Regions from separate parts of the Homo sapiens genome. Here region 1 is linked to region 2. The links are chromatin contacts, found by Hi-C or POLR2A ChIA-PET in ENCODE. All regions are on one chromosome and are shown on one strand. Each heading gives the region's core, a stretch centred on a gene start or an enhancer-like site at or near the end of the contact. The rest is flanking DNA. Distances are from core to core; before and after follow the strand shown.

Region 1 (5,132 bases), core at 1,909-4,408, 45 kb after region 2:
GTGAGTAAGGATTCCATTTTCTCCCATCCTTACCAACACTTCTTATCATTCATTTATTGATAATAGCCATTCTGACAGGTGTGAGGTAATATCACACTGTGATTTCCATTTGTATTTCCCTGATGATTAGAGATGTTGAGCATTTAAAAAATGTATCTGTTGCCCATTTGTATTTCTTCTTTTGAGAAATGTCTATTCAGATCTTTTTGCCCATTTTAAGTGGGGTTATTTGCCTTCTTGCTGTTGAGTTGTTAACCAAAGGGATAAAATATTTGTACACTGAAAACTAAAGAACATTGATGAAAAAAGTTGAACAAGACCCAAATAAATAAAAAGTTATCCCAGGTTTATAGATTGGAAGAATTAATATTGTTAAAATGTTCATGCTACCCAAAGTGATCTACAGATACAGTGCAGTTTCCATGAAAATTCTATCATTATAAACAGAAATAAAAAACTAAATCCTAAAATTAACATAAAACTAGGAAATACCCTAAATTATAAAGCAATCTTGAGCAAAAAGAACAAAGCTAGAGGCATAACACTCTCTTATTTCAAAAGATAAAGCTATTGTAATCAAGGCAGCACGGTACTGGCATAAAAACAGACAATGGAACAGGATGAACCAATGGAAAAGGATAGAAAACCAAGAAATAATGCAAATATTTAAGATCAGTTGATTTTCAATAAAGGTGCCAGGAACACACAATTGGGAAAGAACAGTCTGCTCAATAAACGGCACTGAGAAAGCTGGATATCCACATACACAAGAATAAAGTTGGACCCTTATCTTACACCAGATACAAAAATCAACTCAAAACTGATAAAACTTGAACATAAGACCTGAAACTGTAAAGCTACTAAAAGAAAACATAAGGGGCAAAACTCCATGATATTGATCTGGACAATGATTTATCAGATAGGACTCCAAAAAACACAGGCAACAAAAGCAAAAACAGACAAATGAGATTACATCAAACTAAAAAGCTTCTGCACAGCAAAGAAACAACTAACAAAATGAAGAGACAACCCATGGATTGGGGGAAAATATTTGCAAAACACATATCTATCTCATAAGGGGCTAATATTCAGAATATGTAAGCAAGTCAAAGGATCCTTTAAGTTTTCTTTCTATACTTTTAAGTTATTTTCAGGATGGTGAAATTATTTAGTCTTAAAGCTATTTTTATCTTTCAGTTTCTGTCTCTGCTTTTATTGACTCATTCATTTTCTCTTTATTCTGGATTATGTTGAGGGTATGTGTGCCTCTGCACTATGCCTGGTCAGGATACAAATGTGAGAATTTACAACAATCCTTATCATATATTTGGGTCAGCAGCACCAACAAGTATCATGGCACAATACTGTCTTACTCCCTGATGTCACCACAAAGGCTATGGCCTCTGACAAAGCAATTTTACTTTTTACTTTAAAATTCATTATAGAAATATCATAAAGTGGCTTATGTAAACATTTCGAAAACAATGTCTATTTTTTATCTTATGCTGTTTCAGTTGTGTAACATTTGCAAATCTTTCCAAAGACAACTATATTCTAAATATGCCTTTTTTGAGCTTCATGTTTTAATTATAGTTTTTGGGTATTAAGTGATGAGATTTATATTCATCCTATTCAGGGTTTTATAAATTAGAATAGTGGTTCTCAAATGTAGTTTGGGCAGATATGGGATGGTGGTTGGTAGTGGTTTCAAAGGAATTGCAATTTCATATGCGTATCCAAACATTTTCTTTGGTGGAATAAAATATAATGACTTATATTCATAAATACACACATACAAAAATATGTAGATGCTGAGATTAATAAAATGAAAATTAATTAAAAAGAATTATCTAACTTATGAATGCTTCTTATCCTATTGTATTTTCTCAATCAATAATTACTAAATGCTTAGTTACCACCACCTGTGTTCTCAAATATTTTTGATGTTAAAAAAGATTTTCTTAGAAAGACTAGAAGCCACTAACTTAAATCATGTCTTTTAATAGGTTTTGTTATTTCTTCATGAAAATTCCAAATCTGATTTTTCTTTGCTGCTGGAACGTGCTTCCCATTTGCTTGAGCATTTTAGTTTCTGTCTTCTATACTTTTTTCAATAATGTTTTTCCTTAGGAGTTGTTATAAAAAGTCACAGAATATTTTTTGTTGTTATGCAGGGGTGAGATAGTAATGTGCTGTTCTGTTTCTACCACATTTTGCTGACTATACTAAGTACTTTCTAGGTTGTTCTGGTCATAGCTACTTGCTGGTCCTATCTTTTAGGAAACTGAAGTTACGATTCTTTCTATGAATTGGCTTTTTGTAGTTTTTTGAAGCAAGAGATGACTTCCTGCAATGTTGCCTGGCCTAATTGCTTACACTTTCACTCCTCTCTGGATCTCCCCTTCTGCCCCAAAATAGAAACATTAAGCTATCATCACGTCTGTCCATTCCTTTCTTCTCCTCCTCCTCCTCTTCCTCCTCCTCCTTCTTTTAAATCAACCTCTCCCCCTATATTGGTTCTTTCCCCTATTAGCATCTTTCAGTTCTCCCCACTTCAAAGTAAAACCTTCTCACAACTCTAGTTACCCCTCTCCCTTTTCACTATTTATCGGCACTTCTTGAATTCCTGCTTACTTTATTTATTTTTTATTTTACTTTAAGTTCTGGGATACGTGTGAAGAATGTGCAGGTGTGTTACATAGGTATATATGTGCCATGGTGGTTTGCTGCACCCATTAACCTGCCATCTAGATTTTAAGCCCTGCGTGCATTAGGTATTTGTCCTAATGCTCTCCCTCTCCTTGCCCCCCACCCCCTGACAGGCCTCTGTGTGTGATGTTCCCCTCCCTGTGTTTACTTTCAACACTTTCTCACCTCCCATTCATTCCTTAGCATGTGACCATCTGGCTTTTGCCTTTGTTATTTGTCAGAAATGACTCAAGCGTAGGTAAAAATGGAATATACTAAAAATCTCACAGACACTTTTAGTTCTGATATTAGTTTGCTCTCTGTAGCATGTGAACTACTCACACTGCTTGGATGGGGCTGTGCTGTGCAGGCCTCCACGGCTTTGCGTAGGCTGTTTCTTCATCCTGGTGTGCTCATTTCCTTGTATATCACTGGCTAACTGCTATGTTTCCTTGATGATTCAGTTTAAATAAGTGTCACTAATTTGAGAAGCCATCCCCACGCTCCCTCTTAGCTTCAGGCTGTTAAGGGATCCTAGAGAACCCTGTATGTATGCTCTCATGTAACACATTCTATTAAAAATGTTCAATGTTAATTTTGACTTTGAATAAACGTTCTGTGTTCATTATATATAAATCAGAAAATTCTATGAACATTAAAAAAAAAAGGCTCCAATAACCTTATAACCCAGAGAAAACCACTACTAGTATTTTGGATTTTATCCGTCCAATGCATGCACATACACACATGTTGATGTAGCCTGTTTTAAAAAAAATCTTAATAATGTATCCCAAATATTGTTCCCTCATCTGCATCACCATTTTCAAGGCCTTGGTCTATTCACTTTCGATGCCTTCTAATTTATTTAAACCATTCCCTTTTCATGGATATTTACTTTGCTCCCTCTCTCTTGCTTTATTTAACAAACTACAATAAATGTCTTGTACCACCATCTTTGTACCTTGTCCCATTACATCCTAATAATAAATTTTAAGCAGGGGATTTGTCTGCGCAAGAGATATTTACAGTCTTAGAACTTCTGACATATTTACCCATATTAACTTTTAGAAAAAATGTTACCTTAGTTTACGAGGGTGACTGACCACATACTGTTGTAATTGCTGGCTTGTTTGCTTACCCTTCTCCCTAAATTTTTGGTACTTGAGTGTCTTTTCATGGAGATTTCCCCAGAATGTCTGCTATACTAAAGGTACTCAGTAATTATTTTTTAAAGGAATCAATCTATATTTTTTGTGAGGAGTTTCTTTCTGTGTTTTTCAAAGAAGAGTATTCACGCTGGCTTTGAAAAAACTTTTCCAAAAATAAATAGATTAGGATACATCTATGAGTGGATCACATTGCAGCCATTGCAAATGTTCATGTAGAAGTATGACAGTTGTTTACAATATGGTGTTGCCCCAAAAGAATAGGCTATAAAACAATATGTATAGTATCATTCCATTTTATGCATAAATTATATGCATAAAATTATATGCTTATAAATTGTACCTGTATGCATAAATTACATTTACAAAATGGAAATTGGGATGTACCATGTTTTATTATGTGTATTAAAGGAATTCCCAGTAATCTTTTATAACACATACACGAACAGTTTAAATTGTTATTTAAATTAGTATTAGATAACAGTTAAACTGTTATTTAAATTGGTTATAAAATTGATATTTTCCCAATCGTCTCTTCTTTTCTCTTCACTAAGAGATACAAGAAAGACAAGGGTTATAATTCTAGTTCAGCTAATATGATATAGAATTATTTGTCCAGTTTTCTTGCATAGGTTCTCTAACCATATAATAGGAGTAATAATGCCCATCTGTATCCTCTTGCAAAAGATGTCATGAAATAATAGAGATTACTTGGTGTTCTTGTGGAGAAAATTGGAGTAGAGATCCTGGGTGTTTTTATTTATTATTAATATCACCCCACACCTCCTGCCATGTTTTGAAATGACTCAGGATCTTAATGGTGTGACAAGGGAGTACTTGGGAGAAAGGGAAGGAATCTGATGAAATATAACTCAATATCATAGGTAAAATAGTTATTTTTTTATCACTTTGCAAGCCAACAGCATTTTATTCCTTATCATCCATCATGATGTAATGATACTCCTGTGTCTTCTGTACTTTCCTGTCTTCCTTTTGGGTAATTTTGGCTGTTTAAAATTTTAAAAAACAGTCTTCCTTTTGACTGGGTTAAGAGAGAAATTTTGCAAGGTTAAGTCTGTGTACTTTTGTTTACCACCCCTTTATCATCATTAAATCAAAAGGAAAAACTTCCTAAATATTTAAGGTAAAACTTATTTCTGTTTTTCATTTTGTCCATAATACATTTTTGCCTTTCCTTAAAAAAGCATCAGAATTGAAAAGATGGAAAATTCTATCATAATTATTAGATAAATCACTTTTCAGGAAGGATTCCTAATA
Region 2 (5,738 bases), core at 2,215-4,714:
CCTTGGGGTTAATGATCCATGAAACAAAGATGACTCTAACAGTAAGAAAGATATCCATCACTGAATTTAAGTACGCTGTAATGGGGTCAAAAGAGGAGTCACCCTCAACCTTTCATCCAGATCACACAGAATATACACAGAAAGATTCAGGTGTGAGTCACATGGGAGCATACACAGCAAGGTTCAGGCACAAGGTAGACATTCACGACTTGGTAAGTCTTCAAAGTTTTTCCTCCCCTCCCTTTGGCATAAACATGCCAAGTGTTTATGTCTGTGTGTTAGGTCATTCTTGCATTGCTATAAAGAAATATGTGAGACTGGGTAATTTATAAAGAAAAGAGATTTAATTGGCTCATGGTTCTGCAGGCTGTACAGGAAGCATGGCACCAGCATCTGCCTGGCTTCTGGAGAGAGGCCTCAGTGACTTTCAAATCCTGGTGGAAGGCGAGGCAGGAGTAGGCACTTCACATGGTGAAAACAGAAGCAACAGAATGAGAGAGTTTGCGGGGAGGTGCCATACACTTTTAAATGACCAGATCTCATGTGAACTCAGAGCTAGAGTTATTACCCAGGGAATTGACCAAGCCATTCATGAGAGATCCACCACCATGATCAAAACACCTCCCACCTGGCCCCACCACCAACATTGGGGATTACAATTCAACATGAGATTTGGCAGGGACATACATTCAAACGATATCAGTATCAGATAACTGAATATATATGAGGGAAGTGTTTTGATACTTTAAAAACCCTCTCAGGCATCTATATGATGTTACATAGCTCTCTTGCTGACTCATGATAACGGTTCTGAGTGGCTAAGAAGTGATTTCAATCCATTTACTCTGTTCAAAGGTAAGTAAGGATGTATTATAATAAAATGGATAAGGCAAAAAACTTGTGTATTCAAAGAGGTAAATTTTAGCTTTCTAGAAAAACCATTTATATGAAGTGCTTCATTCCAAGATGAGGACAATTAGCAATATTTAACATTGCACATTTGCTACATATTCAGCAAAGGGGAAGGCACTACGAGGGACTCCAGTAGGTGCCAAAGGATGTGAAAACCGACACCAGGGCCTTGAAAAATTTGTTCTGTCTTTGCCAGCATGTGAGATATTAGCGACATGATATTTCTTACTCCTGTAGAGTGGCAAGGGCAGTAAAGACAGGCAGGGTTGTGTGCTTGGTGTGCCACATTAGAAATCTGAGTGCATTCTCCTGATGGTTGTTAGATTCTTCAATAAGGGAGGACTTACTTTTCTAGAGATAAAATCTTATAAATAATCATAAATTTCCAAGACTGGCTCACACTAATCTTTTTATTTCATCATATACTAGAGGTCCTGAGTTCTAGGATGCCCACTTAGTGTAAAGCTTTTTTATTGCTAAAACAACTGATTCAAACCACTAATACTCTAAGGGTCTTGAGAAAGTTGGAATCCAGATGATCAGTAGAAGACAGGGACAGTCTGAATTGTTGAACCTACAAGGACACAGAAGAAGGGGTGGGGGAGGGAAGAAGAATAGGCATCTTAGGCAGGGATACAGCAGGCAGGATGCATAGAGCAGTGGTTCTCAACCTTGACTGCACATTTGAGTCACCCAGCATGCTTAAAAAAATTCTGATGACTGAGGTCCTCTCCAGCATCTCCAGAGGTGGGTACAAGCATGGGTATTTTAGGCACTTTTTAGGTGATTACAATGGGCCTCATGGATTGAGAACTGGCTTGGAGTGTGGAATGAGTCTCATGTGTTTGGAGGACAAAGGAGGTCAGTTTGAAGAGAATGGAAGTTCTTCATCCTACATGCAGAGCAGCCTGAGGAGAGGCAGGGAATATCTTGAAGAACTCTGAAGACTGATCTCACCTGAAGATTGATGGGAGGCCATTATTATTATTATTATTAATATTATTGAGCAGTAATAAAGATGGATAAAGCAGTATTTTGTTCAGTCTGTGGTCAGGGGTTCTTAGAGTTGATATAGAATGAAGATAACTCAGGCATGAGGTAACAAGGCCTTGGGCAGGAGCTGTTGGAATAGAAACAAGAGCATAGAGAGGAAGAAACTCGGAAAAGTTGAAATAATAAATTAGGCTCTTAGCAAAGTAGGTACTTAAAACTTGTGGAATAAATGAATGAAAGTGCTAAGGGGATAAAAGTACCAAGGAGGACTTTAAAATATGAAAACCATCAAAATAACATTGCCATGATAACAGATGGGGAAGGTAGGAGGGAGGAATTGCTTTAGGTTAAAAGATGGATTTCATTTTAGATATGTTAAATTTGTGGGGATGGTAATAATGACAACAACCAACCTCTGTGTGACTGCTCTGCCTGCAAGATGAAACCTCTGCCTACTTCTCTAGCCACTTTTGTACTCAGCATCTCTGGCCATGGCCACTCCTTCCAGCTTTAGGGTTTCCCATGAGCCCTTCCCCAACCTTGCTTGGGGTCTTGTTCCCACTCTTTCCTTGGCCCCCGTTCTACTCAGACTTAAAGTTTTCTTGAGGAAGATTTTCTTGCCAAGTTTCCACCAAAATTAATTTCCTTGCTACATTGTTCTGCACCCCTCCAGATGGTTCCTTCATAGGATGTATCACTCTTGGACTTTAGCAATGACTTGTTCAAGAACTCACTCCCCATTGGATAGTAACATCCATATAGGCAGAGATCTCATCTGTTTTGCTCATTGCTGTATTCCCAGGGTCCAGCACTGTGCCTGTTGCAAAGTAGGTGCTTGAATAACTGAATGAATAAGTGTCAAGCATTCTGCATGTAATATCTCTACAACCCTGTGAGGTAGGCACTATTATTAATCTCATTTTACAGATAAGGAAAGATAACTTACCTGAAGTTACACAGCTTTTATGTAGCAGGATTGAACCTTGAATCTTGGTTTTTCTAATGCCAAAGGCTGTGCTTCTTAACCTCTGATCTATTATGCCTCTGCCAGATGATTATAAATACAGGAGCATGGGAGCACAAACACAACTGTAAGAAGACAGAAAGGAGGAGATATAAAAGAACATAAAAAGTCTCAGGCAATTGGAGATGTTTGAATAGAAATAATCTTAAAGTTAATGGAGAATGGAGACAAAACCCTTCATTGGCATTGGGAGAGAAAATTGGTCCAGGAAGTTAAAAGACTGCCCCAAGATCATAGAATTGATTCTTGTTTGAGAGTGTGCTAGATCCAGGCTCTCAACTTCCGGATCTCCCTTTCTATAGGCATGGCAGATGGGGGCAAGTTGTTTGGGATCTATAAGTAGGCAATTCTCTTTGACTCCTATAGCCCCAACTTGGAGACAGAGGGAAAACAGACTGGGAAGGACCTGCAATGAGTATTATGCATAAATGAATTGTTTTATGGAACCCTGCACAGCTCCAATTATACTATAACCATCCTTTGTTGTAGCAACAGAATTAGCTTGCCTTTGATGTGGGTGCCTTAGGTCGCTTTCACTTTATTCTTCACACTTTGCAGAGTGATTAGGTGCAGGGAGTTGGTAGCTGTGCCTCTGCTTCATGAAGAAATACAGGGCTTCTCTAGGGTAGTTTTTGTCTAAATGTAGTCCCTATCCCTCTCTCAACTGCCTCACTGATTTTGCCTATGAGGAAACTAAAATATGAAGAGGTTAAATGACTTGTCACTGTTGGGTGTGGAAGTGGGATAGCTAAGAAGTATGAACTATAAAAGAAGGAGAAAGAAAGGCAGATAGGTATGTTAACCTATATCAGAATTAAATTGGGGATATCTGTCCTATCTTATATAAGTCCAGGGTGACATAAACCTGTCTCTGAGAGTACCCTAAGTGGGCATTTAGCTTCACACTTTCCCTGGGGTCAGTTTGATGCCTCCAGAACTCTTTTTTTAATCTAATTTTGGACTTTCAGGCTTGGACAGGAATTAACCTCAGTTTGGGAAGAAGGGAGGCAATGTTTCCTTTTCTGGACCTCCTCTTCAGGACATCTGGTACATTGTTGGGGCTTCCACTTAATTGCCTATATCACTACCAGGCCCAGAGTAGAAGGAAGATTAGAAATCAGAAGTCCCTGACTCACAGTCCTGATCTGGACTTTATTTATATAAGCACAAAGGATGTAGGCTGCTTTTACTTTATCTTCAAGGTCATTCTCTATGTTCAAAACTTGGCCATCTCTTACCAGCATTTCCCTCACATAGTTGCTGCGTGCCACCATTTGCCCCAAGCTCTTGCCTCACCATGCATGTTCACAGGGTTGTGAGAGAGCAGAGGGGTAAAGTCAAAAGGGGTGCTACTGGGTTATTATTTTGCACATTTGATGGAAGTAGAACTCTAGATTGGGGTAATTTCCCTGAAGTTATAACTAGAGAAAAATTATCCTACCATCTGACCTTTGTAACATTCTTCTAACAATGTCAGGAATTTCTCTGGAATTCAAAGTAATTAACAGATGTGATTCAATTGTCCTCCCAAATCCCTGGATGTAGCAGGCAGCATGGTTTATCCACCTAATAGATGTTTAGGATCACCAGGATTGAGATAAAGTTTTCCCTCCAGGTCATATCTTTATTTATGGGGGAATCTTGAGACTTCTTGCCTTTCAGTCAAGTTTCTTGGTGGCCTTGTCTTCGTAGGGCAAGGTTTGCTTGTGGTTTAGCTTGGTCTCTAAAAGATATACACTCTCCCTAAGGAGAGTCCCCACAGGTCCTGTGATGAGAGTGAAACAGGAATGCATTTATCAGGATCTGCACTTATTCTTCTAGCTTACAGAGCAAAATAAAATCAGGAAACGAAGCTAGAATGTTCTTGAATTCTTTGCCTTAAAAGCAATTAAATAGTAGGATAAACATGACTAAGTCCTATAATTAGGGCAAACGCATGATTTATCTTGCAAAACATGACACTTCTGTGAGTGAAAGGGGCACTGTTAATAGTTATCCTGCAACAGGCTTACACTGGAACTAGTTTGGGTAAACTGGTGTCATCTACTTACCATGGTGGTGGCAGTAGAGTATTAGCTCCCAGAGTTGAGTGCCTGGCATGTTTCATTCATTAAGCCAATGTATAAGAAAGTCTTATTGTAGGTGCTGTGAGAGAACTAAATGCATGATAGATGTATGTATCTTCATGACAAACTCCCTGAAGGGATTTACAGTGTTGTGGAAGAGATGGATATTAAGGGTCAGATTAATATTGGCAGGTTCTGTTATATTCAGTCTCTGTTTTCATGATTTTTATCTCACAGATGATCAGCAGTTCCTTATTTGAAAGGAAATGCTGTAATATCTTTGTTAAACTCATTTAGTGAGATATATTTTACAGAAATTCAGTTCTTGTTACAAAAGGTTTTTCTTTTCCAACTGATTATATTGATATTTTCAGTTATGTTCTTCTTATGGACTGTACCAATACTAGATCTGATAGAAACATTTTAATGATAAAATAAGACTTTTAAAAATAAAATTATATACACTTAATGTAAGTAAACATATTACCTTGTGTAGTGCTTTCAAGTTTATAAAAATTGCTTTCATATAAATATTCACTTTAATATCCACCAAGGCAGGGTGGTTCTCTGTCGCATTCACAAGGAAAATCCCAGCTCCTAGAACAGTGTCTGGGATCTTACTTAACAAATATTATGTGTGTGTATATATATATATATATATATATATATATATATATATATATATATATATACACACACATATATACTTTTTTTTTAAGACAGGGTCTTGCTCTTTCACCCAG

Evidence for each region. A loop is a pair of places that touch in the nucleus more often than their neighbours do. ChIA-PET counts read pairs that join two places held with the same protein, here RNA polymerase II (POLR2A). Pooled maps may share reads with other maps.
Region 1: a loop to region 2 is called in a map of CD8-positive, alpha-beta T cell, with 4 times the contacts of the local background. The contact joins two enhancer-like sites. A Hi-C loop is called at or near these places in 3 of 168 maps with a recorded cell type or tissue (B cell, CD8-positive, alpha-beta T cell and naive thymus-derived CD4-positive, alpha-beta T cell), 2 of 37 single-sample maps with no recorded cell type and 6 of 50 pooled maps. POLR2A ChIA-PET finds 5 or more read pairs at or near these places in 3 of 52 experiments (A549, OCI-LY7 and activated CD8-positive, alpha-beta T cell).

Annotation. Positions count from the first base shown.
Region 1 is chr5:40,576,582-40,581,713 of GRCh38, reverse strand. No RefSeq gene overlaps it. Among named protein-coding and RNA genes, the nearest start is that of PTGER4, 100 kb to the left of the region's middle. RefSeq lists an enhancer at 2,988-3,147. Within about 2 kb of position 3,158, at least 4 of the 41 ENCODE cell types and tissues checked have a DNase peak (open chromatin) inside an H3K27ac peak, as active enhancers do.
Region 2 is chr5:40,621,382-40,627,119 of GRCh38, reverse strand. LOC105374737 (a long non-coding RNA gene) reads right to left here. Exons shown (of 3, transcript XR_925942.3): 2 at 2,852-2,994. Among named protein-coding and RNA genes, the nearest start is that of PTGER4, 56 kb to the left of the region's middle. Within about 2 kb of position 3,464, at least 2 of the 41 ENCODE cell types and tissues checked have a DNase peak (open chromatin) inside an H3K27ac peak, as active enhancers do.